Linked DNA regions of Homo sapiens: region 1 is linked to region 2. A link is an interaction called in ENCODE POLR2A ChIA-PET data of the cell type or tissue named here. Cell type or tissue: IMR-90. All regions are shown on one strand. Links, peaks and the distances in the headings refer to the core of each region. The heading gives the core; the rest is flanking DNA.

Region 1 (16,163 bases), core at 5,206-10,205, 120 kb after region 2:
TTACCATGAAAGGGACTGGAGTGACCATGATTGCTTAGAAAGAATAATCTGCATTCACTCTTCGGGGCTGGGTAACTTCCTGTAAGCTTATGAGAGAGAACATACCTGAAAAAAATTGGAGCAGTTCAACAAATAGGGAGGAGATGAGATGTACCTGCTGGGTGAGTAAACAATAGCGTCTGCCGGAGGCACAAAACCAGACATAATTATGTTCTTATGCACAAGTACACATGAGAAGGAATATAGAAAGGTAAGCACATATATTTTTACTCTACCTTCAGCATCTTTTTATGAGTCTATCATTAAGAAAAACACACAGGTCATTAGGATATGTCATCTTTTTGTTTGAGCAACTCCTGGAGCCTGGTCATGGCGAAACATCAAAGTCGAAGGAGATTACGAGCTGAGTTGGGTCGATGGTTCTCAGCACTTCAAACAGTGTGAATGGTTGGGAACATCTAAAATTCCAAAAGGAAAGCATTATCTTTTATATAAAACATGACCTTGAAACAATGTTAATATTTTTTTGGCTATGAGTACTTTATTATCTGCTGTTCAACAGCACCTTTCTAAAGCATGCTCGTCATTTCCATCAATCCAGATGTTTCCTTTTTATTTAAAATAGGAAAGTCTTACCCATGTAGATGCACACAGTTGCATTAAGGAGAGTAGCTAAAGATGATTAAGAAGGGCCTGAGCAGACAAAAAGAAGTACTGTGTTTTCTTGAGGTTGAAAGAAAATAAGTGTGTTTGACTCTTGATGAATGGATAGTTTTTTACTTTCCATCATAACAGTTTGTAGTTACTTCTTATTGTATTTTTAAAAAATAATCCAGTTTACTTTTTCAAAATATTCACATCTGTCATTCATTCTCCTTGCTCCTCCTTTCTCAGTACTTCAACCTCAAACACACACATACCACTCTATCTGTGAATGGGCTTTTTTTTCTCTTTCAAGGAGACCAAGATCTTAGATGTCTTTTTAGCTCCATCTGCCATTGCTCACTATTATTTTGCTTATTGACAATGCAGAGGTGACATGAGTGGTTCGAGATTCTGCACTTATTATGAGGAGAGATTAGTAACTCTGCTGCTTCAGTCTAGGCTAGTCAGGTCACGATTTAGAACTTTCACCAAATTGATGAGTTAAGTCCCTAAGGTGGGGAAATGCATGATCTTCTAATACAGGAAGAACTCTGTTAATAATGCCACCATAATAGTAATGATGTCTCTGCTGTCATACAGGTTACTCATGTTACACTGTTCTGTGCTACCTTTGCGTGGTCTAATCTATGCTATAATTAGCAATTGAACATTAACAACTGTTGCTACACGCTAAGGCCTAAAATAAGTTTTTCTTTCTTTTTTTTTTTTGAGATGGAGGAGTGGTAATCACGTTGCTCCCTGTCAGTAAAGAACTATAAGGGGTGAAGCAGGCTTGACTTGAAAGAGATGTTGGTTAGATGTAAGGAAGCAATGCTTTGAGGTTGATAAATCCTCCAAGAAAGAGTGAGTTGTCAATCATAGAAATCCTTAGAGAATAAGTTTCTTTAACCTTGATGTTTTAGACGTAACTTATATGAAGGCTAGAGGATGATCCAAAAGAGATGTGATATCTTCTTCTAGGTTTGAGTCTGTTCAGCGATGTAAATTTAGTTTCAGATCTACAGCAAATTTACAATGTGACCTTCCCACTATGGGTACTGAATAGATAAACTCCATCTCTCAGGTCCAAGAAAAAAATGGTTGCTTCTCTAGAGGCATTTTATGAATATTTAGATCCCCACCCCCATCCATCTCTGGTGCCAGATAGCCATTTTAAAGGATGTGTGAGCCGTGCTGTACAATTGTGTGAGCATTCCATAAATGTGTGATCAGAAAATAATTTACTGTTTATACTTTAGGTAAAGATAATGGTATTATTACCCTCATACCAACTTCAGAAGGCACATATTAGAAAAAAATACTTTATTTGTATATAACAGCTTCTTCTTTGCACCACTAAAACTTTGGATTGTTATATTTAGATTTCTTGTTCCACTACTTTTCTGTAAAGAAATGTCAATTTTGAGGAATACTTTTTTAAGTTGGTGCTCCTCAATGGCAAAATGTGTTTTAATAAAATGCAGGTAATTTACTCAATCCGTTAATTAATTTACAAATTTAAACTTGTAATATCTCCTTTGCTCCTATGTTAACACAGGTGAAATGAAGCATCAGCAAAGGATTCAGAAACAAAATGTAATTTACAGTTAATCTCTTTTAAGCATAAATATTTCTCCTCCTTTATGAAAACTGTACATAGCTTCTACAGCCTCCAGATTACTCAAAATTTTGAAAATACATGTTTTTCACCAAGCACACTTTTCACATTTAAAAAATTTTATATTCTAGAATAGTTTTGGATTTATGGAACAATTACAAAGATAGTAAAGATACCATCCCACACAATTTACCCTATTAGTATCTTCTGTAGTATATTGTGACATTTGTCACAATTAATGAATCAATATTGATACATTTTTATTAACTGAAATCTATAATTTATTGAGAATTCCTTAGTTTGTACCTGTTGTTGTTTTACTGTCCAAGGGTCCCACCCAAGATACCATCTTACGATTACTTGTCCTGTTTCCTTAGGCTCCACTTGGCTGTGACAGTTCCTCACACTTTCCTCGTTTTTGATGACCTTACTAGTTTTGAGGAGTTCTGGTTAGGTACTTTGCAAAATGTTCCTCAGTTTGTGTTTGTCTGATATTTTCTTATGATTAGACTGGAGTTGCAGATTTGGGGGAGGAAGCCAAGTACATTTATAAAGGAAATTGTTTTGTTCTACCTTCCCATTTTCACACTGCAGATATTGTTTATGTTCACAAAAGTACACGTTAAAGGGTCTCCTGGAAACATGGATGTTAACTGCATTGCTTACCATAAAGTTATATGTAGATCACATAGCAAAGTTAAATTCTCAAAATCAAGGATACATAACTTCAGCAATAATTTGCTTCCTTCTGAAAATAGTCAGGTGGCTATAATGAATTTCTAGTGGTGATTTCCTGACTTCTCAATTATAAATCTATGGGATTGGAAAGGACTAATCCCAGATGCTTGGGAGTCTCTGTAATTTTCTAACTCTTGCTAGCCATGAAAAATATCTGTTGAAATGAAATCTTGCATGCCCACATAAACAAATAAATAAAAGCAAAACTGGTCTGATTACAGCAGGGCCCCAGAAGGACATGCTTAGCATAAATGCATATCCACTAGTTTGGTAGATCGGTAGAATGAACAGGGAGTAAGTATACTACTTCACGTGATTGGAGGAGAATTCAGTGATGTGTGAGGTGTCTAGTGTTGCAACTTAATGGCACATGGTCACTCAAGAAATATCAAATTCCCTTATAAACTATAATTTAGTACATGGATCTTTACTTGCCATTTGAATATCTTTGTGTGTGTGTGTGTGTGTGTGTGTGTGTGTGTGTATGTGTATGGAGGTGTACACGCCAAAGAAAATACATATAATGATGGGATATGAGATAATCATGATGAATAATTAATCTTATATTGTGAAATTATGAGAATTACTGTGGGTTAATATCAAAACTCAGAATAACCAAATAAAGTTATATAAAATATTTCCTGACATCTGAAATATATTACATTTTAAAATGCTTTATGAAGACATAAATATTGGTTGGTCAGCAGTTTTAAAAACGATTGCCTATATATCATCTTGCATTGAAAATGTTTTCATTGATGTTATGGAGTATCTTGTCAGTTATGGTATTCAAATATTAATCTCTACTCTCCAATACTTTAAACAATCCAAAACAACATCACTTATTAAGTTTATACAACAGGAAGATGGAAGCTTAGAGTTCAATGGAAAATTTGTTTTGTGTCCAGTGTATTAGTTGAGAAAAATGAGCAAAGTAAATATGTTAAGGCCATTAAATAATAATTCTAATACACTTTACTGTATTAATATTTTACTAAAAAGTTGCAATAATAATAAAAATGAGTATGAGACAAATTTTGCAATAATTATAATTTGTCTTTGGTATTTGGCATATTTGGTGAATCTAAATAATACATTTTATAAAATTTAAAAAATATTACATTTGATCATGAATGGATGACTAATAACTGTTTAATTTGCTCTATCATTTTATATTATTGTTTCAGGTATTGTTGTCTTAAGGCATTTTGTTAATAATTATACTGCAATTGGTTTAAAAATATTTTCAAATCCATATGAGGTAGGGAGGGAAAACAATTTTTCTTTTTTTTTTAGTTTACAAATGAACAAAGCAAAGCAAACAGCAATTGAGTAACTTCTGTGTATTACAGAGGGACTCAGTGGAACAACTAAGTGTCCTAAATCTCCGGTCGTAGTTTTTCCACTGAAGATCATGGTTAGTTTAGCTACATCTATTCTCTTTTAAATCTAGTTCCTTCCTTCTTTCTGTTTAGCTAAGAGTGTTCCTTTTTCTTTATATTTGAATTGCCAAGTGGCTTAAGTCAGATAAAATTCTGTATGTGATATACTTGGTTTTGAAGCGGCAAACTTTTATGTGCGCTAAAAGATGACAGAGTGAGGTGATGTACTATTATGTGTACACCTAAAGTTCAGAGTCACTGTAACAGCAGTCAGAGCTTTACTTTCTGTGACTTTGTGCCATGATTTTTTTTTTTTTCTAAATTTACCTTGGTCCTGGTCAGTATTATTACCTACGTGTTTCTTAGTTCACAGAAATAAGGCAAGAAGCAATAGTAACTGTAGTCAGGCCACGGTCACCACGAATAGTGATCCCAAACATCATCTGCATTTACTTTTTATTTATTTATTTTTTTTAGTTTGAAAATTTCTTTTTTTATTATACTTAAAGTTTTAGGGTACATGTGCACAACGTGCAGGTTTCTTACATATGTATACATGTGCCATGTTGGCGTGCTGCACCCATTAACTCGTCATTTAACATTAGGTATATCTCCTAATGCTATCCCTGCCCCCTCCTCCCACCCCACAACAGGCCCCGGTGTGTGATGTTCCCCTTCCTGTGTCCATGCATTCTCATTGTTCAGTTCCCACCTATGAGTGAGAACATGTGGTGTTTGGTTTTTTGTCCTTGCGATAGTTTGCTGAGAATGATGGTTTCCAGCTTCATCCATGTCCCTGCAAAGGACATGAACTCATCATTTTTTATGGCTGCATAGTATTCCATGGTGTATATGTGCCACATTTTCTTAATCCAGTCTATCATTGTTGGACATTTGGGTTGGTTCCAAGTCTTTGCTGTTGTGAATGGTGCCGCAATAAACATAGGTGTGCATGTGTCTTTATAGCAGCATGATTTATAACCCTTTGGGTATATACCCAGTAATGGGATTGCTGGGTCAAATGGTATTTCTAGTTCTAGATCCCTGAGGAATCGCCACACTGACTTCCACAATGGTTGAACTAGTTTACAGTCCCACCAACAGTGTAAAAGTGTTCCTATTTCTCCACATCCTCTCCAGCACCTGTTGTTTCCTGACGTTTTAATGATCGCCATTCTAACTGGTGTGAGATGGTATCTCATTGTGGTTTTGATTTGCATTTCTCTGATGGCCAGTGATGATGAGCATTTTTTCATGTGTATTTTGGCTGCATACATGTCTTCTTTTGAGAAGTGTCTGTTCATATCCTTCGCCCACTTTTTGATGGGGTTGTTTTTTTCTTGTAAATTTGTTTAAATGTGAGAATTGCTGTATACATTATTTATTGTTAGAGCCGCCATATATTGGGGTTTGTTTGTCATTTCCTAGAATATTAGAGATATCAAGAGAACATTTGGAAAACTGGCCTTTAGAACTAGGGAGAAATGATGGTGAGATAAGTTGTATTATTTTATATCAATTTAATTTGATAAAGCACATAATCAATGCTGACATTACTAGACTTTTCTGGGTTCCAAGAGATCATATAAAACTGTGTTCTCTGAATCTATATCAGAGAGATGAACAGATATTGCCTTCTGAATGGAAGTCAGGGACCAGGAATCTACTTCTTTTTTGGTTATCCTAGCTGAGCTATCTTTTTCAATTGGAAGTCACTTACTCTAGCCTTTAACTTGCTGAAGTGTGTTCCTGGCCAACAGACAAAATGGACTTCCCCACGGCTAACAGAAGTGCTTAAAGTTGAAACAGAACTATGCAGCCATAGCTGGGTGAGGGAGCCATCAGTAACTCTATGTTCTCAGAAAGATGTTGTGAAAGTATCATGAAACCTTCTTTTCTACAATCAAGCAAAACCAGTTCCTGTTGTCAGGCCTGGATCAGAAAGCCAGAACCTCACCCAGCTTCATGCCATCACATGCCCTCTTGCACACCCACCACTGCCCTTTGAAAGAAACATAAGACAGAGACTTCTGGTTTGGGGCTTTGAAACAAACCAGTCAGCTCTTACTTGCCCCAGCCAATCAAGGCTCAGCTGCACTGACCAATCAGAACTAAGGAAGATTCAATCTTTCATTTGCATAAACAGATCTGATTGGCAACCCAGGCAGGAGTTTCTTGCTATAAAACTTGAACCCTCTCCTTGTTTTCTAGAATGTGCACCTTCATTTTTACACTAGAGGCTGCATCTCCCAGGATTTGGTTCACTGAAACAAAATCTCTTTCCTTCAAATTCCTTGTCAGAGAATGTTTACAAACTCTTTTGCCACAAGTCGTCTCTATTTCTTTATCATTATTTTAATGTGATGGAAGTTATCCATCCTTCATGTGATATATATGATATATTTTGAGAAGATGAAAAGGTCCAAGGCATAATTTTCATTGACTTCCTCTTTCTGGAAGTCCTTCCTGCCACTTCTGTACGTCCATAGTTCTGCGTTTTTACTTTTCTGGTGTACTTCTCTCTTTTAGTTGTGTGGTGTAGTTATGGCTGTGCTTGTTTTATCTTCTTTCCCTGAGTGCACATTCTGATAAGATAGCAAGAGCAATGATTCATCACTTACCACCCTTTTTAGTCCTAGTCTGGTGCTCAGTGTGTTGTAGAAATTCAGTGACAATTATTGAAATAAATCTTTAACATGAAATATTATTTCAGTATAATGCAACTTTTGCTTAATGTCTCTCAATATTCAATATTGTTTGAATGCTACCCAAATCACATAACTCTAAGTTATCAGAACAGAAGGTGCATAGAGTAAACATCTCTCTGTGGGTACATGCCTTTTGTTTTTAGTGTGGATTATATTTTTTCCTCAGGATTTTGGAAAGCCCAAAGTGGCTTCTAAATATTTTAAACATAGAGACATCTCTAGCTTTCTGAATGATTACAAAAGCCATTTCTACTTAAATTAAGCCTGCTTCACGTGTTATAGTTTTATGTAATTTCTTCAGCTTTTTAATAGTCTATACAGTTTAGTAACTGCACGATGTTTAAGGTGTTTGGATGCCATTTGGAAGCTTCATAAAAGGAGGTCACTTAGAGTTCAGAAATGTTTAGAAAAGAGAAAAAAAATCTTAGGAAGGTTCTCTTTGGAGTTAGCAATTCAGAACCTCTTCTTTGTTTGCATTCAAGATACAATATGCCAAGCTAAGATTATCTGTTTTGAATCAGGAAAAAAGCAAAGTTAAAAACAGAGCAAAGTAAGTTGTGTCATATATAAGGGAATATCTCAAGTCTCTTGTGCTTGCGTTGTTTAAAAAAATTGTATTTGTAAATTTATGGTATTTTAAAGTGATGCGCTTACTGAGTTTGAAAAAGAAATTTATAAAAAGAATAACAGAAAGTTTCATTGCTCTGCCTAAAGTTATGGCTCATAATTTTGGAACATATGCTCTAAGCTGTGTCATGAAGTGGTGGGGGGGGGGGGTGCTTCTGAGTCATCCCCCTTCTTGTTTAGCCTAGAGAGAAGTAGAATTTAAGATAGCCATTTATGCATCTACACATACTTAAAATGTAGCCCGCCAGAGCAGAGGATCCATTGAGAGAAAAAGACAGGGGAGACGGAAGTGACCAATAGCTAGCTTCTGGCTGGATAAAAAATTGACACATAACTTCTGGCTTCCCCTCAAGTGGAGCTTTTGCGAGGGATTTATAGGTCAGATAGCTCAGCAGTTTGAGCTTGTTGCCCACCGTACCTTAACAAAGCTTGTGCGTGTTTGTACAGCTGGACTGGTAGCTGTGGGAGTCCCGAGAATCCCACAGCCCTCCCGTCCCTGTACCTCCCCTTCGCCATTTACCAGCACACAAATACACACAGAATGAAACTGTCTGACTAGCAGGTTAAAGGCCCACAATTCAAGCCCTGTTTATTTTCTTTCCTTGATTTCCTGCTGCTACAGTGAGTAAATGATATTTTTCCCCCTTGCTTTTTTTTTAACCTGTTTGTCTATCAATGTCTGCTAGGGAATGGAAGAAATACTAACATTTTAAAATAGTTTATGTGACACACGCTTTGGTGTACTATTTTAAACTTCTCTCCCTCTCTCCCCATCTTTCTCTGAAGCTCTCTCCACTCTCATCTTTTTCTTATATTTCGGGGAGAAGGAATTTACCCAAAGGAAGGAAAGAAAAACATCCCCGAAGTCTTCAAGTGTAACTTCACCCTGAGGAAGGGTGTTATTTTAATTACTGCTGAACCCATTCTGTAGGGAGGCCTGTAAATGCTTGATGCAGCTAGTAGAGTGGCAGTTAATATGCCTTTTGAATCAGTGCCACAAACTACAAAGACTGCCATCTGGGGAGGTATTACATTTTTAAGAAAAAAATAGCTGAGACTTTTCTTTAAATGAGCTTGTAAATTCCAGTCAATCTTAAGTTCATTTCATTTTTTTTCCAAAAAATTCTTTCATATGAAATATTTAAAATTGTATTAATTAACCAGACAAGGAACAGCGATTCTGAATATCAACGACTATGACTATACTTATAGGTTTGATTGGTGTGTTTGTATTTTGAGTTGTTTACTGTCATCTCCAACAGCAAGTTCACTAAATCTCTTTAATTTGAAAAGAACCAAACTGATGAAGAAAAGTTTTTTGCGTGCTTAATATTCCCGAGTTATCTTTTTTTCCTACCAGGAAAAAAGTTTTACTTATAAAGCAAAGGTAGTGTATTTATTAATTTCTGATATTTTAAATAACTGGTCACCCTTCATCCCCTGTGTGTAGCTGTTCTGGCAGATGGTGTAGGAAAGGAAGATTATTGGAGCTGGACAAAGCTGGTCAGAATTCAAGTCTTGCAGCTTAACTAGCACATTGTTCTAAGGCAACGCATGAAAGCATTTGGAGCCTCAGCCTCTTCATCTGGGAAATGGGAAAAATACCATTTCCTTGCCAACCTTACAGAGTTGTTGAGAGAACGGAATGATATAATGGCTGTCAAAGTGCTTTATACATGGAGACATTTTATATAAATCTAAAATAGCCTTATTTTTCCAAAGTTTTAAATTATCCTTGATATATGAGCTTTTCCTTTCCTTCTTGAGGGCATACTTTCATGGCAAATCCATAGCTGCTAGAAGTTACAAATTCTAAATTTCAAAGAAAATTCAAGTCAGACATCAGAAATTCATTTTTGTAAAGGTTACATTTATGTTGTGTCTCTTAATAAAATATAGAGGTACGCGAAATATAATGAAAAAATAAGCAAAGTATTACTTTAGTAGTCAATCCAATTAATCTAGCCGTAACTATTCAGACAGAGTGCCCAGGATCTTATTTCAGAATTCTCCAAGATGCCTAAACATCACACTCTGTTGACATTTTAAATGTACTTAGCAAGAAACCTTCTGATATTTATTCTTTCATTTGCTAACATTCCTTAGATTACTATGTCCCATGGAATTGCAAACTTACAGGTACTTGTTTAGTAAGGAAAATACACATATAGCCTCACAAGTAACAGACTCTGAGCTACATTGAACTTCATGTAACACCTTTGCAATTCACAGTATTCTGAGGGAACAATGGTTGAACAATTATTCATACAGGAATTTTCTTTGTCAAATATTTGAACTCACGTGTGGAAAATATTTTCCAGTTTCCTCTCTCATCTCCTTCCTCCTTCCATCTCCCTATAATCCTGGCCTATGGCAGTCTAATTTCAAGAAGTAGGCATCTCTGTAACAATGTTCTTGTCCATGTCTATATTCGAGTTCATATATCGTATGGATATAGACATATATATTTATTCTTTATCTAATCAGAATAAGAGGTGTTCCCAGAATACCTGCTCTCATCATTTGGATTATGATAGTGGTACTTTCTTCACCTGATAGTTTTTGCACAAAAGTAAATATTTTATTTGAGAATAATTAATAATGTTCTTCAATTAGAAAAGCTTAATGAAAAAAAACTGTCTATTTTTTATCTGCTTTTAAAAGTTTACCTGTATTTTTTCTCCTTCTTTTCTGCCTGCCATCTTTTTAATCTTAATAGTAAGTCTTCACGTGAAAAAATAAAGCATTGGCCAGGTGTGGTGGCTCACTCCTGTCATCCCAGCACTTTGAGAGGCCAAGGCGGGTGGATCACTTGAGGAGTTTGAGACCAGCCTGGCCAACATGGTGAAATTCCGTTTCCATTAGAAATACAAGAAATTGGCCGGGCGCAGTGGCTCACACCTGTAATTCCTACACTTTGGGAGGCCAAGGCGGGTGGATCACCTGCGGTCAGGAGTTCGAGACCAGCCCGACCAACATGATGAAACCCCGTCTCTACTAACAATACAAAAAAATTAGCTGGGTGTAGTGGCACGTGCCTGTAATCCCAGCTACTCAGGAAGCTGAGGCAGGAGAATCACTTTAACCTGGCAGGTGAAGGTTGCAGTGAGCCGAAATTGCGCCACTGCTCTCCAGCCTGGGCAACAAGAGCAAAACTCCATCTCAAAAAAAAAAAGCCAAAAAAAAACCAAAAAACAAAAAAATAACCCACAAGAAATTAGCCAGACATGGTAGCAGTGTCTATAATCCCAGCTACTCGGGAGGCTGAGACACGAGAATCACTTGAACCGGGAGGTGGAAGTTGCAGTGAACCGAGATTGAACCACTGCACTCCAGCCTGGGTGACAGAGCAAGACTCTGTCTCAAAAAATAAATAAATAAATTAATTAATTAAATTAAAATAAATAAAGCATTTAGCATTTAGATTACTATGTGATGGGTCAACTTAGAGTTTTATATTCGCTGTGTTCTGATTATTCATTAAGATAGAATGGCTGTGACAATTAGTTTGTTCACCCCATACAATTGTACTACTGTTCTTAAGGCCCTTACATGGTGGATCAGGCAGTAAAGACAAGCAGTATCTGTTGCTTCCATAACATTTCCATGTAGCCAACTTTGCTAATTGCATGAAACAAATTTACATGGTTAGGCTATTTCTCATAAATGCTCAACGTATACTTGTCCCTCAGCTGTCCTCTTACACTGATAGTGTCTTACTCTAAAGATTCTAAAATATCCCCAAACAATCTGCTTAATAACTACAAGGAGGTTGTTGAAACTTACAGACAACTTCTAGGTTTACACCAGCAGCTGAATACATTTATTGCATGTCCAGCTTAAGGAAGCATTTATAAATTGAAATCTTTAATGAGTTTCCTAACTTAGGCGGGAGAAGAAGATGCAATCAAGATGTATTTTTCCTGTGAAAAGTAGGAGATAGTTGAACAGTATTAGAAGTTGAACAGCTGGTCACTGTTTATGAAAACAGCTAGGCTCTTATCCATAAGACAGGAAAGAGAGTCAAAAGCCAAAGTCTCCTTTTAAGATACAGCTGGAAAGTTTTCAGAGTTCAAGGAAAATTTTAAACCTAGGGTAGATATGCCTTTTTTTCCCTCTTGTAGTAATAGTAAAAAGAAGAGTAAACCAAAAAATCTCAAGAGTAAAAATACCTTTATCAATTCAACAATTGATATTCTACCAAACACATATATTACTTTTGGGAAAAAAAATTGCAAACTTTTACCGCAAGTAAGAACAGGTCAGTGATGCAGACACTTTATAAAAATAAGAGGAAAATGCATTAAATGTAAAGTGGATAAAAAAGTATAAAACAAGAAATATAGCTAAGCATGACTTTCAATTTCTCTTATGGTCTCCTTAATGACTGAAAATAAATTAGAAACTTTAGCAGGAAGTACTTTTTTCAAGGTAGAATGAACAGCTTTCTAGATCAGCTATCTGTTATCTAGTAGATTCACTGAGTTTTATGGCCAAAGGGACTTAGAAAAGGAGCTCTGGATAGAAAAATTAGGAGGAAGTAGATTGAATGATTTATTTCTATATTATTTTATTGATAAGTTTAATCGTGATTCTTTCTGTGGCAAACATTTGTCCACTGTCAGAGAAGGATTAACCTATGTAAAACAGTTGAAATCAGATTTAGAGGCCATTTTGAGTAAGTAAGAAAAAAAAATAAGGAATTAAATACAACATCATCCTACAAATAAACTTCACTCCACTAGGCAGTTGTATTCTGGAAGTATCATATTACTGTATTTTAACAGGTGACGTGAGACTTGCAAAAAAATACCTGGTCCCCCAACAGATAAATATGAATTTGTTCAGAGCTATGTCCATACATAATAACTGGAAGTGCTCCATTGGATTCTTTTATTTTTCTTTAGGTTGCTACTAAGTTCTGATAAAACAATTGATTATTATTTTGGACAAGGGAATTTAAATTATGCATGGAAACATAAATATATGTAAGTTTTACAGAGAAGATAATACTATGAATTTAGTGCGTTTGAATTCAAAAGAAAAGATATCAAATTAAAACGCAGCATGAGTTAAACCATGGTTTTAAAAGCTTGCACACACATCTAGGTTTTCAAATAAATCAGATTAAATTAGCTGTTATTTTATTCTCTTCTTTAGCTGCTTTTGAAATATGTGGCAGGATTCGTCATTTGACTTAAAAAATGAATGTAGTTGCTTATTTCCTTTTCAGCTTTTTTTCATTACTGTAAAAACAAAGTTTTAGCAGTCCATGTCTGCTCTCATTTCATCAAGAACCAGTAAAAATTAAATTTAAAAAACACTTTGAGAGCTTGCCCTAAAGTTAGCAGCAATAAAGCATATGCTGGTCTGCATATAGTTTTAGTTTTCATTCCCTTCAAACTTTTGTACTCTTCTCAAAGCTTTGACTGCTATTTTCTTTCCATGATTAGATTGTTATGGCCACACCATCTACCTGAAGAGAATTATGATACTGGTTTGGAACAAAACTCTCCTTTTTTTGGAAAGTGCAGGTAAACAATGTGGCCTTTGCATTCTGTACTATTGATGAAACCCCGCCTCTCTCACTTTCTTTTCTTGCTACCATTATCAACAGTCCCTCTGCAAAAGAGGATGTAGATTTTCCTTATCTTTCCAATCTAATGCTTCTAAATAATGTCAGTCTTGGTTCACCCATGATGTAAACCACTCTAATTTCCTTTATAGACTTCAAATGTAAAGTTCATTTGATTTATTGGTAACTTATGTGCTACTCCTTTCACAAATATTGCACAGCCTTTGCCAGAGGATGCTTCCTAGACATAAACCCCAAATGGTGCAAAAGTGAAAACTGACTCTAAAAGCTGTTAAAACAGTGCGTGGATGAAATACGCTAGATAATCTTTTTTTTTTTTTTTTTGGTCAAGTGTAAATGAAGCAAAGCTTCCCTTCACTTATATACATGTGTGCATGTGTGCATGCACACGTGCACACATACTACTTAAAGGTTTGTAGATGTAACTTTTGTTGCAACCTAAGTCTCTGCAAACCTGTTTTCTTATATCTTGTCAATAATGCCATGACCAAATAATTAAAATCTTAGACTTTCAGAGTTAGGAACTTGCTTTTGGCTGAGTGGGTAGACATAGAGTTACAGAATGCCTGGGAAGGCTGTATGAAAGAAAAATCATAGGCAAGTACAAAAGCATATAACCTCAAATTAGAAAATAGTTGTGAAAAGAAGATAAAAGAAAAAAAAACATTTCTGTATAGTGTTAAGAAATCTTAAAAAGTAGCAAAATGCTTATCATGTGTATATATAGAATAGCTGATAGAAAGCATAATCCTGAGGTCCTAAAGAGCCTTCAGTAAAGCACAATACTTGTAAGCTATAGGTAATTGGTATTATCTATAAAAGGCACATAGCTCATCTTCCAACTTACGATGACACCAAGAAAAAGTTACCTACTGATGGTTGAAAATTAATATCTAATACTTATTATAGGCAAAAGTTTTTGGGAAAAAAATTCTAAGTCATATTAGAAATCTCCTAAGAGGGTAGTCAATAAAACTAAAGATTTAAAATTTTCTCTTGAGTAAAAACTAAATAAAAAATCTCACATAAAATCCTTAGGTCTTATAAAATATGAAACATTTATTACTTTTTCTCTGTATTATATTTCATTCACTATAACAAGAATTTGTTGAGTTAAAATTAACATGCAATGAACCTTAGTTTCCTAACACCTTGTGCACTTTCGGATATAGAATAAATTTTTTTTATTTATTATTTATTTATTATTCTTATGATTATTTTTTAATTTGAGCCAGTTCGGCAGAAGGCTGGATGTATTGCCAGGGTAGATGTGTTCTGCTGAGAAGCCAAGTACATGTCATAGAGAGTAAGAGGAACAATGGCTTGTAAGGTGGTCACATGCGTGGCTTTAGCCTTTTAGTCAGTAAATAGGGCACCACCATGTGTCACGTCAGAGAGGTCCATCATCCTTCCTTCTGTTTTAGCCTTGGATCCAACCTCACTGAGCCACCCTCAAGGTTAAATGGGCTTTCTGATACCCTTATAATCTGTTCTCTGAGCTACTAACATTGCCAAAAGCCAATGAAGAAGTAGTACTAACATTCATCAGAATTCATTTCTACTCCAGCACCTGTTGTTTCCTGACTTTTTAATGATTGCCATTCTAACTGGTGTGAGATGGTATCTCACTGTGGTTTTGATTTGCATTTCTCTGATGGCCAGTGATGATCAGCGTTTTTTCATGTGTCTTTTGGCTGCATAAATGTCTTCTTTTGAGAAGTGTCTGTTCATATCCTTTGCCCACTTTTTGATGGGGTTGTTTGTTTTTTTCTTGTAAATTTTTGAGTTCTTTGGAGATTCTGGATATTATCCCTTTGTCAGATGAGTAGATTGCAAAAATTTTCTCCCATTCTGTAGGTTGCCTGTTCACTCTGATGGTAGTTTCTTTTGCTGTGCAGAAGCTTTTTAGTTTAATTAGATCCCATTTGTCAATTTTGGCTTTTGTTGCCATTGCTTTTGGTGTTTTAGACATGAAGTCCTTGCCCATGCCTATGTCCTGAATGGTATTGCCTAGGTTTTCTTCTAGGGTTTTTATGGTTTTAGGTCTAACATTTAAGTCTTTAATCCATCTTGAATTAATTTTTGTATAAGGTGTAAGGAAGGGAGCCAGTTTCAGCTTTCTACATATGGCTAGCCAGTTTTCCCAGCACCATTTGTTAAATAGGGAATCCTTTCCCCATTTCTTGTTTTTGTCAGGTTTGTCAAAGATCAGATGGTTGTACATGTGTGGCATTATTTCTGAGGGCTCTGTTCTGTTCCATTGGTCTATATCTCTGTTTTGGTAGAAATACCATGCTGTTTTGGAGAAATAGGAACAATTTTACACTGTTGGTGGGACTGTAAACTAGTTCAACCACTGTGGAAGTCAGTGTGGCGATTCCTCAAGGATCTAGAACTAGAAATACCATTTAACCCAGCCATCCCATTACTGGGTATATACCCAAAGGATTATAAATCATGCTGCTATAAAGACACATGCACACGTATGTTTATTGCAGCACTATTCACAATAGCAAAGACTTGGAACCAACCCAAATGTCCAACAAAGATAGTCTGGATTAAGAAAATGTGGCACATATACACCACGGAATACTATGCAGCCGTAAAAAATGATGAGTTCATGTCCTTTGTAGGGACATGGATGAAGCTGGAAACCATCATTCTCAGCAAACTATCACAAGGACAAAAAACCAAACACTGCACATTCTAACTTATAGGTGGGAATTGAACAATGAGAACACTTGACACAGGAAGGGGAACATCACACACCGGGGCCTGTTGTAGGGTGGGGGGAGGGGGGAGGGATAGCATTAGGAGATATACCTAATGTAAATGACGAGTTAATGGGT
Region 2 (16,163 bases), core at 6,720-11,719:
TTCTAAACTTTTATCTACCCTTCTAAAAACAATTCCATATATGCAACAAAGGGGTTTCTTATCAATAGTCTTTGGGTTGGCATATTTTCTAAGAATTTTTATAAGCATATTAACAGGTTAATTTGGTATGATTTCCAGTAACTAACGTTGTTTTCACATTATAAAGTATATCTAAGTTGTTTGAGTGGCAAGTCATTATAATAGATATTGTGCAATTCTTTCTATACTATAGCATAGTTGTGTCCTCTTAATGTGTGGTGATTATGGATGTCATCCGAGTGAAATTGTAGGGTTATACTACATCTACCTGATGAATGCCTGAAACTCAATATTCATGTCTTGTTCTTTACTATTATCTTTAGTGTCTAGGCTATTGACAGTATATTTTAGGTGTCAATGATGTTGGTTGAATTAAATAATACTTATGTTATTATTTTCTATTATACATTTTATCTGTGTGTGCAATATAGTATTCAGTACAAATACTGAGTTTTTTATTAGTAGCTATAATCTACTTTGTATTAGTAGCTGCATTCTAATTTGTATCAGTAGCTGCAGTCTTGGATAAGTTATTTCTCCCCTCTGTGATCAGGTATTTCAACTGCCAAAAAAGAAAGTTAGACTAAACCTAAGGTCTCTTTCTTATCTAAATTCATTTGTTTAGTTCAGCATTTCTGAAATATATTTTAATATAAAACTTTTCTTCTTTTTTTGCACTTTCTGATAACCTGATTTTGACACTGAAAGACAGCTCTTTGAGAAACCCACTTTGGAGAATATCGGTTCTAGTAGGAAAAAATATCAGCATGTTAGGTATGACCATGTGAACTGGTGCAAGTTTAATTCCTGGTAGTTCTTTTTGTTCCAGGACCTTTCCTCCATTTCCTCCATTCATTGCCACAGGAGAGACATAATAATGTCAAAAAACAAGACAAATAATTTTGAATTTCAGAAGTTAAAGCTTTTCAGATGAAGCACTTAGCCCTGAAAGCATCAGTGTTTCCAGCTTACACTGTGAATAGGAGACTAGAAAGGCTGGGCATTGATGTCTTACAGTAAGTTTTTCCTGCTCTGAGGAGAAGAGTCCTGACATGGAAAGCAAAATGATTTGAGGTAGTAGTATGTTTCTGAGTAGAGTCATGCCCCCTGATTGATTGTGATCAAGACATACAGCATTTGGGGGTTTGAAAGCAGAAGGAAAGTGTGTCACTTATGGAGAGAAGCTGGGAAATTACTAAACCCTGCAACAAGCAACAGGTCCAGCAAGGGTTGTAAGTAAGAGAGTAGGTATGGTGTTGTGTGGATTTCTAGGCATACAGTCTTGAAATGACTTCCCAATTTCCTTGTGTTGAATACAGTAAAGAGCTATGAGTTGAATTATGACCCCCTCCATTCATATGTGGAAGTCCTTGTGACTTTATTTGGATATAGAGTCTTTAAAGTTGTACTCAAGTTAAAAGGAGGTCATCAAGGGTGGGCCTTAATCTAATATATCTATGACTTAATCTAAGATGATTAAAAAGAAATATGGTGACAGATGGGTACACAGAAATAATGCCAGGTGAAGAGATCAGGGAGATGAGTCTTTAAGCTGAGGAGCACCAAAAATTGTCAGGAAACCGCCAGAAGAGGAGGAGACATGGAACCGATTTGTTCTCACAGCCCTCAGAAGAAACCAATATTTTGAATAATTATAAACTTATTAGTGAGCTTTCTAGCATTATCATTTATTATCATGCACTTATCATCATTTTGAATACTTCGTGAAACTTAATAGTGAGCTTTATATCATTCTGATTGTACAGCTTCTCACCTCTCCCAAACCCTTTGTGTTCCTTTCACTTCAGCCACCCAAGAAGATAGAAAAGCTTTTGCCAAGTTCATTTGTCCCTTTGGCAGGCCTACCTTTGAGCTGTGCTGCAGCTGCTCCTTCCTGCTGGAAGGTACCCAGGAATACTTCCTACCCCTGATTGTTTTCTCTATTGGTTCTCTGGACACTGGCTTATTCCTCAGCATTCAGTATTTGCTTTCGGTATCCTTAGTTTTAGCCATCTAAACTAAAACCCTCTAAACATTAACCATGAAAACATTAACCCATTCCTAGTTAATCAGCCTTCTCTCTGCTTTCTTGATGTTAGCATCCCCCTGAAGCTTCAGGTGAGAAGAATCTCTAAACTCAAGGGAATCCTTCTAATTTTACTAACTCTCTGACACCCTTGAGCAAGAGAAGGCCCAATCAAAATTCTAGACTTATAGTTACACCCTTTGAATTCTAAATGGCCCTCTCTGTTCTCAGTGTTCTGCCTTTTGCACTTTTATTTGTACACTTTGATCACAGATCTTTCAAGGCTTGATTCCACACACTCAACAATTTGGTCCATCACTCTTATTTTGTTTCCATGCGTTTTTCTGAGACCACATGATAGCAATTTTTATAAGGCTCTCATTAGTATTTGTGAATCCTTAATGACTGGCAGCACACCAATTCTAGAGTGTCAAGCATTTACAGAAGTCATTCTTGGAACCCTGTTAATTCAGAAGATAGACTCTTTCTGGCATGACCTTTCTCAGCCATTTTCCTCACCCCCTGAAGAAATTTGTGTATTTCTACCAACTATGAATATCTTTGACTTACCAGGAGACTAACTTTTAACCCAAGTTTTAGACTTAACTCAATCTACTAGAACATGCCATCACTTTTGTCTTCAACCTCAATCTCTTCTTTCCTTATGTTTTCCTTTGGTTTTATATTGTCCATTCCCTAAAAATAACTGGCTAGATAAAACACAACTCACTTAACCTTAACACTCATGCATGCTATTATTTTCTCTTAATGTTTCGTGGTCTGACAGGAGTTGGGAACGCACCAAATGGTAATACTTCTGCCGCAGGAGTTCATCACTCATTTCATATTTTCAATATATGATCTGGCTTCTTTCTCCAAACCCTCCACTGAAACCAAAATCTTAAAGATGAATAGTAACTGTATACAACAACCCTCACAACATTCCTTTATTATTCCCTGTCTTCTTTTATTCCATTATAGTCACTTTAACTCCTTTGTATTCTACCAGCTTTTTCTTCTTCTTTCAATTTACTACTCCTTTCTTCTGTCTGTAGGGGAGGAAAGCAAAAGAGTGAAGAGGGACCTAATAGTTATCAATGTTTTTCTATAATGTCAGGCATGGCGTTACAGGCTTTTATAGATCTTATCACTTGTATTGTTCAGAATGATTTTGTGAGAAAGATATTTTCCACTCAAGAAGTTCTAGAAACTTTTTCAAAGCCAAACAAACCTTGGTGGTACCCAAATCTGAACCTACATTCCATTCTTATTTCATAGTATCACATGACCTTATTGTATTAGTCTGTTTTCATGCTACTGATAAAGACATACCCAAGACTGGGGAATTTATAAAAAAAAAAAAAAAAAAAGAGGTTGAATGGACTCACAGTTTCACATGGCTGGGAAGGCCTCACAATCATGGCGGAAGGTAACAGGCACATCTTACATGGCGTCAGGCAAGAGAGAGAACGACAACCAAGCAAAAGGCGTTTCCCCTTATAAAATCATCAGATCTCATGAGACTTACTCACTTCCATGAGAACAGTATGAGGGAAACTGCCCCTATGATTCGATTATCTCCCACCGTGTCCCTTCCACAACACATGGGAATTATGGGAGCTACAATTCAAGACGAGATTTGGGTGGGGACACAGCCAAACAATATCACTTACATATCTTCCACCACAAAAGTTCTATCCTCTGCCCTGGTTAGCTTATGGTATTTGTCTTCATGTCTTAGGCCTATATGCTCATTGATACAAAATACATATCTTAAGCCTAAGTCTCTCAGAAATCTCTGACTTATTTTCCTGCCTTTCTTCTTCCCTCCCTCCTTCCCTCCTTCCTTTCCTTCCTCTCTTTCTTTTCTTTCTTCTCTCTCTTTCTCTCTCTCTTTCTTTCTTCCTTCCTTTCTCCCTCCCTCCCTCCCTATGTCTTTCCTTCTTTTCCTTCCTCCCTCTTTTTCTTCCTTTCTTACTCCTTCCCTGTCTTTCTTCTTCTTTGGCTTTAAACGTTTATTGAGTATTCCCTATATACTACTCATCATGATAGGTATTTCCCATGCATGATCTTACTCTGATAGCATACTTATTAGTGGCTCAGTTTTAAACAGAGGAAACAGAGGCTTAGAACAGTTACGTAACTTGCCAAAAGTCAAAAGCTAGCAAGTGTGGAACTAGGCTTGGAGCCTGATTTTCCTTTGAAATCTTTGCTCATCTCGTGCTGCTGAGGGGTTACTTGCTATTTTCTGGACTAAACAGTGTTTTCCCACATTTTGCCCCTGCTTTTACTGTTCCTTCCTATTCTTTGCATCGCATGCATTCAGTTTTCTGCATGCACATATATATTTTATTTCTGCAGTAGCATAAATATCTTGAGGTAGGAACGGCCTTTCACATACAGTAGGTGCTCTCAATAATTCTTGTTGAACTGAGATAAATTCCAACTTGGCAAGGCATTGTTTTCTTAAAGAAAAAAGATACAGCAGTCATATAATTCAAATGTAGCATTATTCGAACAACAATAAAAATTAGAATAAATTCTCAACATAATTTAGAGATTAATGGAATATGGGCTGCATCAGTATTTATTCATTTCATGACTCTGCAATTTGTTAAATCTCTTTTCCCCATTACTCAAATGATTATTCTGTCAACCACAGCACAGAAACTGCTAGAAAACCTCCCATTGCTAACATTTACAATGCATTGATTGGAGATAATTTCCAAATGGTAGTGAGCTCATTATATGTGATGGTATTTTAATGTCGTTATAATTTTTCTGGTAATTACCTCCAAATCTAATGAAAGAATTCCAAGCTTGTTGTCAAACTCCCCTAATATAATTCAGCAAGGGCCTGATCAAACATGGCCCTTTTGTATTTCCTTTTTGCTTTATCTCTGAATTCTTCAGTTTCCAGTTTTTGGGGTCAGATTTAAAGATTTACATGGAGGCAATTCCCACAGAAAGCCATGGGGGATTGAACGTGAGAGGGATTGTAGCCTGGCTGTACAGGAATCGTGTTTCACCTTTCCTTTTTTTATTCTCCAGCTGCTGTTCCTTAAATACAACTTTAAAAATAACTTATATAGGGTGGTTAATACATTCCTACCCTGTGGGGACAAGCTAGGTTCTCAGTTGCCCAAGATTTTAGGCACTCTCTAGCAATTTCAGTAAAGAAGCAGACTCTTGTCTTGAGTGTTGAAAAACTGCCACAGGGTCAAGATGAGAGCAACGGAGGGTGGCCCCAGTGAATCCCCATTGTATACATGCTTTTCTAGCTGTTGCAGGAGAAGGGAGGGGCAGAGAGACTAGGTAATGAGGAGTTCACAAGGTTGTAGGGGTAGTCTGAATTTTATGGGAGAAGAGGGAAAGTTATAGTTTAAATTCAGAAAGTTCTATGTCTTTCCCAAGTAGTTTGTTTTATTATTCTTGACCACTCTTTAGTGAGCCAAACTTGCATATTTGGCAAACTGTGGGAATGCGGCCAGTAGCCTATATCCTCACTATGACTCCATATAGAATCCATGTGTGTTTAAGGTTCCCAGTTTTCTTAGGGGAGAAATCCTGGCAGAGGTATATTGGGAGGACCTGAATTTCAGTGGTCCTTTATATAAGAATTACTATCTGCTGGGCACACGGGCACAGCAGCTCTGTGTGTTGTCTTCTTTATCCTCAAACCCTAGGCAGAGATAGTGTTTAATGTGTGAAGCCACTGATTTGGCCATTTGTATGGTATAATCCACTACCCTACTATGTGAAAGAGATTTGTCTTTCATGGAAAAATCCAAACCAAAAGGTGGAAAGCATTCTTGGATATCGTCTACCTACTTCTCACCAACTCTGTGCATTTATGTCTTACAAATTTTATAGATGAGGCAATAGGCATGATATAAGAAGATGGCAGACAGATAATTTACATTTGTTATATGCCTTCTATGCGCCAGGCACTAGTAGGTGTTCAATGTTGCCTCACATCAATTAGGTTTAACTCACAGAGGATCGAACAAGGAGGTTGTATTATCCCCATTTGTTAATTAAAAATAAAGTCCAAAGAAGACCAGAAACTACAGGAAATGAATAAATTTATAGAAATGCACAACCTTCCAAGATTGAATCAGGAAAAAATTAAAAACCCTGAACAGCCAAATTTTGAGTTCCAAAATGGAATCATTAATAAAAAATTCTATCTAACAAAATAGCCCTGGACCAGAAAGATTCTCAGACAGGTTCTACCAGACCTACAAAGTACAGCTGGTACCAGTTCTACTGAAATTATTTTTTCTAAAAAAATTAGGTAGAGAGGCTCCTCCCTAACTCATTTTATAAAGCCAAGATCTCCCTTACACTAAAATCTGGCAAAGACACAATGAAAAAAGAAAACAGCAAGCCAATACCCTGATGAATATGGACATAAAAATCATCACCAAAATACTAGCAAAGTGAATCCAACAGGACATCAAAAAGTTAATTAACCATGATCAAGCAGGCTTTCCTTGTGGGTTGAAAGTTTGGTTTAACATACAAAGATCAATAAATGTGATTCACCACATAAACAATTAGAAACAAAAACTATACGATTATCTCAATAGATAGAAAAAGCTTTCAACAAAATCCAACCTCCCTGTATGATAAAAACCTTCCAAGACTGAATCAGGAAAAAATTAAAAACCCTGAACAGCCAAATTTTGAGTTCCAAAATGGAATCGTTAATAAAAAATTCTATCTAACAAAATAGCCCCGGACCAGAAAGATTCTCAGACAGGTTCTACCAGACCTACAAAGTAGAGCTGGTACCAGTTCTACTGAAATTATTTTTTCTAAAAAAATTAGGTACAGAGGCTCCTTTTTCTATCTCAATAGATAGAAAAAGCTTTCAACAAAATCCAGCAATTTAGGCATTGAAGGAACATATCTCAAAATAATAATAGCATTGATATGGTTTGGCTGTGTCCCCACCCAAATCTCATCTTGCATTGTAATCCCCATAATCCCTACGTGTTATGGGAGGGACCCAGTGGAGGTAATTGAATCATGGGGGTGGTTTCCCCCATGCTGTTCTCATGATAGCGAGTGAGTTCTCAGGAGATCTGATGGCTTTATAAGTGTCTGACATTTCCCCTGCCGAAACTCATTCTCTCTCCTGCTGCCCTGTGAGGAGGTGACTTCCACCATAATTGTAAGTTTCCTGAGGCTTCTCCAGCCATGCAGAACTGTGAGTCAATTAAACCTCTTTCTTTTATAAATTACCCAGTCTTGAGTATTTCCTGATAGCAATGTGAGAATGGACTAATACAAGCATCTATGACAAAACCACAGTCAACATCACACTAAATGAGCAAAAGTTGGAAGCATTTCCCATAAGAACAGGAAGAAGATAAAAATGGCCATTCTCACCACTTGCATTCAACATAGACCTGGAATTCCTAGCTACAGCAATCAGGCAAGAGGAAGAAATAAAATAAATCCAAATAAAAAAGAAGACATCAAATTATCTCTCCTTGCTGACAATCTGATTCTGTATCTAGAAAACCCTAAAGACTCACCCAAAAGACTCCTAGAACTGATAAACAACTTCAGTAAAATTCAGGATACCAAATCAATGTTGAAAAATCAGTAGCATTCCTATACATCAATAATGTCCAAGCTGAGAGCTAAATCAAGAACACAATTCCATTTACAATGGCCACAAACAAATATAAGACATCTAGGAATACACCTAACCAAAAAGATGAATGATCTCCACAAAGATAGCTACAAAACACTGCTAAAAGAAATTATAGATGACACAAACAAATGGAAAAACATTGCATGTTTATGGACTGGAAAAACCAATATTGTTAAAATGACTGTACTGCCCAAAGCAATCTACATATTCAACATTATTCCTATCAAACTACCAATGTCATTTTTCACAGAATAAAAAAAAAGTATTCTAAACGTTTTATGGACTAAAAAAAAAAAAAAAAAAAAAAAGCCCAAATAGCCAGAGAGATCTGGAGCAAAAAGAACAAGCCATGGGCATCACATTTCCCAACTTCAAACTGTACTATACGGCTATAGTAACCAAAGCAACATGGTACTGGTACAAAAACAGACACATACCACTGGGACAGAAAAGAGAACCAAGAAATAACGCCTCACATCTAAAATCATCTGATCTTTAACAAAGTTGACAAAAGTAAGCAATGGGGAAAGAACTTTTTTTTTTCAGTAAATGGTGCTGGGATAATTGGCTAGCCATATGCAGAAAAATAAAACTAGACCCCTACCTTTCTTTTTCATTAATTTTATTTTATTTCAATAATTTCTGGGGGATAGATGGATTTTTGTTACATGGATAAGTTGTTTAGTGGTAATTTCTGTGATTTTGGTGCACCTGTCACCTAAGCAGTATACACTGTACCCAATGTGTAGTCTTTGATCCCTCCTTTCAAAATGTACAAAATTTAACTCAAGATAGATGAAAGATGTAAATATAATATGAATATCTCCAACTATAAAAATCCTAGAAGAAAACCTAGGCAATACCATTCTGGACATTGGTCTTGCAAGTAATTCATGACTAAGTCTTCAATAGCAATTGCAACAAAAACAAAAATTGACAAGTGGGACTTAATTAAATTGAAGAGCTTCTGCACATCAAAAAAGACTGTCAATAGAATAAGCTGACATGTACAGAATGGGAGAAAATATTTGCAAACTATGCATTCATCAAGGGTCTATTATTCAGAATTTATAGGTAACTTAAGCAACTTAACAAGCAAAAGACGAATAACCTCATGAAAAGCTGGCAAAAGTCATGAACAGACACTTCTCAGAAGAAGACATACATGTAGACAACAAATATGAAAAAATGCCCAATATCCCTAATCATTAGAGAAATTCAGATCAAAACCACAATGAGATATCAACCTCCAAATGTCAGAGTGGCTATTAGTAAAAAGTCAAATAATAACAGATGCTGGTTAGGCTGTGGAGAAAGGGGAACACTCATACACTGTTGGTAAATTAGTTCAGCTGCTGTGGAAAGCAGTTTGTAGATTTCTCAAGCAACTTAAAATGGAACTACCATTCAATGCAACAATCCCATTTCTAGGTATATATCCAAAAGGAAAACAAATCATTCAGCTAAAAAGACACATGTACTCACATGTCCATTACAGCACTAATTCACAATAGCAAAAACATGGAATCAACCCAGGTGCCCATCAATGGTGGAGTGGATAAAGAAAATGTGGTGCTTGTGCACAATGGAACACTACACAGTCATAAAAAATGTATAAAACTCTTTCCTTTGTTGCAATATGGCTGCAGCTGGAGGCCTTTACCATAAACAAATGAGGAACAGAAAACCAAATATTGCATGCTTTTATTCACAAGTGAGAGCTGATCAATGGGTAGACTTGGATGTCAAGATAGAACAATAGACACAGGGGATTGCTAGAGAGGGGAGAGGAGGAGAAGGTTAATAGCTGAAAAACTACCTATTGGGTACTCCACTCCCTGGATGACGGTATCATTAGTATCATTTGTATCCCAAACCTCAGTATCACACAATATACCCTTGTAACAAATCTGGACATGTGCACCCTGAATGTAAAGTAAAATGTGAAATTATTTTTTTAAAAATGATAATGTTATCACTTTTTACAGCACATTGTAATATTATCAATAAAGGTGCTTTTATTTATATTACATGACTTTCATAATATTCATATGAGATGCACAAAGAAGACATTCTTATTCCAATTTTTCTGATGTAGATACTAAAGTTTAAAGATTTCAAGTAATGTTCAGGTTTATAGTTAAGAGGTCAACTAGCACTCAGATATTTCATAACTTCAGGTTGCCTAAGCACAGTAGGTGTTGAGCATCTTAATAATTATCTACCAAATTCTTGCATTTTGAAACCATATAAGAGAGTTTTTATTTGTTAAGAACTAGTCATTGTCCATACAGAAAATACCCTAAATTCCACCACATTAGATTATCTTTATGGTCTATTTCCTTTCAGTTTTTTTTCTATACAAATGCAAATTGAATAAAACTGGGATCATACAATGTAATTAGATTTTTATCCTACCTTTTAATATACTGTTGTGTTTTTCCAGGGGCTGCAATATATATATATATTATATATATATCTATATTATATATATAATATATATATTTTATATATATAATGTGTATGTAATATATGTATAAATAATGTAAATAATATGGTGTTAATATTGATATTAATATGTGTATATATGTTAATATTGATATTAATATGTGTATATATACATATATAAATATAAATATAATAAACAGTTGACCCTTGAACAATGTGGGGGCTAGAGGTGCCACAGCTGAAAATGCACATATAACTTTTGACTCCTCAAAAACTTAACTGATAATTGCCTACTGTTTACCAGAAGACTTACCAATAGTATAAACAGTCAATCAATGCATATTTTACACGTTATATATATCATATGCTGTATTCTTACAATAATGTAAACTAAAGGAAAGAAGATATTATTAAGAAAATTATAAGGAAGATAAAATATATTTATATTCATTAAGTAGAAGTGGGTCATCCTCCTTGTCTTAAAGTTGAATAGGTTGAGGAGGGAGAGGAAGAGAAGGGATTGATTTTGCTGTCTTGGAGGTGGCAGAGGCAGAAGGAAATCCACGTATAAGTGGATCCATGCAGTTTGAACGTGTTATTCAAGGGCCAACTGTATGTGGTAAATATTATGAACATTATAAAACTGTATATAGTTTTAGTATTATGTTTCTATTATAGTTTATTTAACCATTTCCCTATCAATGTTTTCATTTTTTGTACTATAGGAAGAAATACAGCTGTTATTTAAATACTGTATACCATAATTTTTACTTCCTTTCCAATTGTTTTCTCAGACAAGATTCCTAAAAGTTAAAAGAGCGGGTAGGAGAGTATGGTGGACATTTATTATTTTTATGTGCACAGCATGCATTTTCCTTCTTCTGGAAACAGCACCTGAATTTTCGTTTGTGATCCATCTCCATCTACTGTCCATCACTTTGATTCAGGCAGTATGATTCTCATACCCTGCTCTTTGCTGAGGAGTTGAACTCATTCTCTGACTATAGTGATTGTTTCAGAGAGACACACGTGACCAAAGTTTTGCCAATAAGATATAATGAGGTATTATCTTGTGATTTTACAGAAAATCATTGAGAAGTTGAAGTCCACTTTTCAGTCAGCTTATTAAACTGGTAGAATGTAAGCCTAAAGTTTAGCTTGCCATCTTTCATCTTGAAGGAGAGCCATCTGCCTGTTGAAAACAGAAGTGACATGAAGAGAAAGAGCCATAATCACATATTGGAGCAGTGGTATCCAACACAAGCACTGCTGGAATTTTTCCCTATGAGTGAGCCAACCCATCGCTTTTCTCATTAGAGCATTTTGAGTTGGGTTTTTGCACTTGGAAGCAGGGGAGCTGTTTTAGTGCATTGACTCAAAAGGGTATTAATATGTTTGAAGATCTTTACACATGTTTTAACATTAATTTCCAGACAGCACTACCAGCCATGTAGTACTTAAATCTGCGCACCAATATTGACACAAGTAATATGTATTTTTATATGTGAAAATATTCCTTTACATTTATGGAATTCTTTTCACATGCTTAGGAACCTTTTATATTTCTTCTGTGATTTGTCTGTTCATGACCTTTGTCTGCTTTGAATTCGAAGGATGCTAGTATATTTCTTCATTTTTTAGAGATCTTTTTCCCTTAAACATGCAAATAAGTCTTATATGTATTTGTGTCATATTTGGTGCAGAAATATTTCCTGTTTGTCATTTGTTTATTTACTGGAGTAATGCTTCATGTGTGATATATTAAATAGGTCGTTTCTTTTTTATTGTCACACAGTTTTTACTATCAGGATGTTCTTTATGTTCCCAAAATGAACTAAAATATTTGCCAATATTTTTATAGTCACATTATGCTTCATTTTAAAATGTAACCTCTACTGCTTTTGGAATTTACAATTTCATTTTGGAATATTCTGCTTGCAAGTCACAGGAATTCTGGAGCTGTCAAAGGTGGGGGTATTCTTATGAAAAGGACAAAGAGTTTCACAGAACCCATGTTCTGGATGCAGCCACAGCTCAGGGAGATATAGGGAAACAGGGCAGGCATGCCATTCACTGGTACTCCGTGTCTCTGTATCTTTTTCTTTGGCTTGTGTTCTCAGTGTACTTCCTCAACCATCTCGCTTGTTTTCTCTACTTCCCTGTCCCAGTAGGTACCATCCAATCATCCAAAACAAGATTAAATCTGGCTTTCGCTCCCAATCCAAATTCTTAGCAAAGTGACTCTGTTTTTCTAATTTGGATACGGTGCTAAATATCACTCTGAAACAAGGTCACGTTGGATAAATCCTGGCTGCTAGGAGCCCATTCTCTGAGGATCATATTCCATATCCCAATGAATCAGGGAAGGATAGTTACCAGAGGAGGAAAAATCTTTTGAGCTGGGGAGATGATCAATAGGTGAGTGGTCATTAGAGATGCAGACCTAACCTGATTATTTTTCAAATAGCTTTCCTCACAAAAAGTATTGGTGCTCTATCATTTCTTTACTAATTTATAATATTTGCTTTGTCTTATGTTAAACTCATAAGTGTGTATATTGCTCCACTAAGATTTCCTAATACATTAGTCACTTTGTCAGTTATTAGAACAATTTTTATTACCATTATTATAGTAAGATAAATTTATATTTATTATTCTTCTCTTCAAATTTGTTATCTATCCTTTCATTTATTCTTCCAGGAAAATTTTGTTAAATATGGGAATGAAATATTTTTATAATTACTATTATAATTTATTTAGAAAATAAAGTACTTTACTTATTTATCTTATAGTTGACCACTTTTCTAGTCTAGGATAATTCAAATAAATTTGTAGTTCTCTTAAATTTTGGGTACATAAATCATATAATTGTCAATAATGATAGTCATTTAATCCATTCATTTCTCATCATACCTTTTATTTCCATTTGACATCTTATAGAATTGGTCAGAATGTCCAACACACAATGAATGTGCTGGTACCTGATACCTACTGACACCATGTGTCAGATGCTGTCAGAAATTAATGGAAATTATCTTATTTAATGTGCTGTTTTTATTTTTCTTGTTTTGCTGACAAAGAAACTGAGGCTTAGAGAAGTCCAATTACTTGATCAAAGTTGCACATCTTGCACATGGTGGAGCCAGCATGTAAACATGGGCCAGTCTGACACCAGTAACAGTATTCATAACGATTATCTACAATATAATATATTTTAAAAAATGGAAAATGGCTGGGCTTGGTGGCTCACACTTACAGTCCTAGAACTTTGATAGGCTGAGGTGGGCAGATCACTTGAGGCCAGGAGTTAGAGACCAGCCTAGTCAACATGGTGAAACCCCATCTCTACTAAAAATACAAAAATTAACCAGGTGTGTTGGTGCATGCTTGTAAACTCAGCTACTCAGGAGGCTGAGATATAAGAATAGCTTGAACCCAGGAGGTGGAGGTTGCAGTGAGCTGAGATTGTGCCACTGCACTCCAGCCTGGCAACAGAGTGAGAATGTCTCAAAAAAAAAAAAAAAAGGAAAAAACTAAAAAAAAAAAAAGGAAAACAAAGTTATCTTTATTTGCAGAGATACGGTTATACACTTAGAAACCTCAATAATTTTACAACAAATTATTAAATGTTTTCGCAGTTCTAAAAAGGTCACTGGTAAAGCTTTCTGTCTTTGAAAGCTTTGTGAAAATAATTAGTTGATTTTATTTGCAATCTTCTCTATGGTTAAGTGTTCTATTCAAGTTATTTGTTTTTCCTTGGGCTAATGTTGATAACTGCTGTTTCCCCCTAGAAAATTGTCAATACAATCAAGAATCTCATAATTACATTGAACAAACCTTCTGAATTTTAATTTCAAGAAAGTGTTATAATATTCTGGATAGATCTACTCTTAGAATGATGTGTTTGGGTGACAGATGGAATCTCAAAAATGCTCTTAAAATAAGAGAAAAGAAAAATAGTACGCAATTGTTCAATCATATGCCAAAAAGGATTTTCCTTTTTATTCTTTGTTTAAGAAGGCTAATGTATGTAAAAATCGTTCAAAGAATGTAAACCGTTACCTTTTTGGCATTTGTTCATGTTTTTACTTTACAAAATATTAAAACGTGATTTTTGAAAAATGAACAACCCCTATACTAATTGAGGCAGATTTATGTTGGCATATTATCTTCCAAATAAGTTAACGTAGTAACTGTGAAATTAATAGGCTCTATAAACATATGTGTATCTAATTTTAGGATGATGGGGAATGGAAAGATTAAGAGGGAACAGGAAAGCCAAGACGGGCGGATCACGAGGTCAGGAGATCAAGACCATCCTGGCTAACCCGGTGAAACCCCGTCTCTACTAAAAATACAAAAAAATTAGCCGGGCGTGGGGGCGGGCGCCTGTAGTGCCAGCTACTCGGGAGGCTGAGGCAGGAGAATGGCGTGAACCCGGGAGGCGGAGCTTGCAGTGAGCCGAGATGGCACCATTGCACTCCAGCCTGGACAACAGAGCGAGACTCCATCTCAAAAAAAAAAAAAAAAAAAAAAAAAAGAGAGAACATGAAATACAATGGGATATACCAAAAATACAATAGAGTGGACCTATGGCAGTCTAGTTTAGTAGATCTTGTGTGAAACAGACATGGAAGTAAATTTCTAGAGTGGCCTGCTGGCATCCTTCAGACATGAATCTGGCAAACATGGGCAAGCAGGATAGGCCTAGATCAATCGTATCATCAGTGTGACAGAAACAGAGTAATTACTGACCTTCTCAGTAACACAGATGTGAATTTGCAATCAGTTTTGTAGTCACTCTAGATATAGTTATTCTAGATACAACCATGTTGACTTTTGGTTTTTTGATTGAATAGGTTGTGCAGTTGAGAGTAGCACGCTTGGAGTTAAGTTCAGGTCTTAACTTTAATGCTGGTTTTTTTTTATTATAAACAAATACAATATCTCCTTGAATTTTTTTTGCTTCATCTCTAAAGAAGAAATATCTTCTCTGCAGTCAAAGAGAGAGAATACAACATCATTCAAGTATATAATTTTTTAAAAAAGACTTTTTACTGAGGATCAAAATAAAAGACCCAGGAATTTTAAATGTCTTTCTCAGGGCTATGTTGGAGACAGAGATCACAACAGAACTCAAGCCATCATCCTCTACTAGTAGATCCACCCACAGATTCCACACCCCTAGTAGCATTGCCATGCTTTCAACAAAACCTTCAGTAGCTGTATCAATCTCACCTGGGAGACATGTTAATAATGCTACTAACTTTGTAAAATAATGCATTTCTGTTTGTTTCACAAACTGTAAATATAGTGACTAAAAAGTCTACTTATAATAGCAATAAATGAAATAATAATACATTTATGCAAGTATTACTTTTGATGCTGTATGTTAAGAAGACTTGAGGGAAATATAGAATAGATAAATAAACATGTGTGATAGTTTGTATTTTCCAAAGACAGCCACAATGATATCTCCCATCCTGTATTTCCGTTACATTGTTACTTTGAGAAGTGAGTTTATGTTCTTTCATCTTGAACCTGGGTAGACTTGTAAAATTATTTTTAAACTTTAAGGAAAGTTTTCTGTGAAACTCATCTGTTTCCAAAAAACTTATCCCATCATTCCCAGTAAATAAAAAGTCTGAAAATATCACCATAGCTTATAAAGCCCTCAAGAAAAGCAGCAACATAAAACTGAAAAATATAAGGAAGCGCCTCAGATGCCTAATGATTCTATAAATAAAAGAGCTAAAGTCATTTATAAAAGCTATTACAATAAATGTCAGTAAAACACACTCTATGCTACATTACATCATTTCTGAGAAAACATTAACCATGAACTTACCTGAATATGCAAAATTAAAATACTAACTCTGAATGGTGTTGATGGATCATAGGTTAAGCACTGGAGGGATTCATGTAGGCAAAGACACTTTATTTTCACATGGGCTACTCCTGACTTTATGAAACAGCCTCCAA

Evidence for each region. Peaks named below come from ENCODE experiments on the same cell type or tissue, not always from the same donor. Only the 100,000 strongest peaks of a DNase experiment are listed, where the experiment ranks them.
Region 1: POLR2A ChIA-PET joins it to region 2 with 11 read pairs; 3 of 35 experiments call an interaction of 5 or more read pairs at or near these places.

The regions. Positions count from the first base shown.
Region 1 is chr7:19,369,831-19,385,993 of GRCh38, forward strand. LOC105375179 (a long non-coding RNA gene) reads left to right here and starts at 11,114. Exons shown (of 6, transcript XR_007060244.1): 1 at 11,114-13,252. RefSeq lists a silencer at 11,383-11,583. In IMR-90, for the core only: no CTCF peak of the experiment used is centred there; a DNase peak (open chromatin) is centred at 7,961; H3K4me3 peaks cover 430 bases; H3K27ac peaks cover 1,352 bases.
Region 2 is chr7:19,251,620-19,267,782 of GRCh38, forward strand. No RefSeq gene overlaps it. Among named protein-coding and RNA genes, the nearest start is that of FERD3L, 110 kb to the left of the region's middle. In IMR-90, for the core only: no CTCF peak of the experiment used is centred there; no DNase peak of the experiment used is centred there.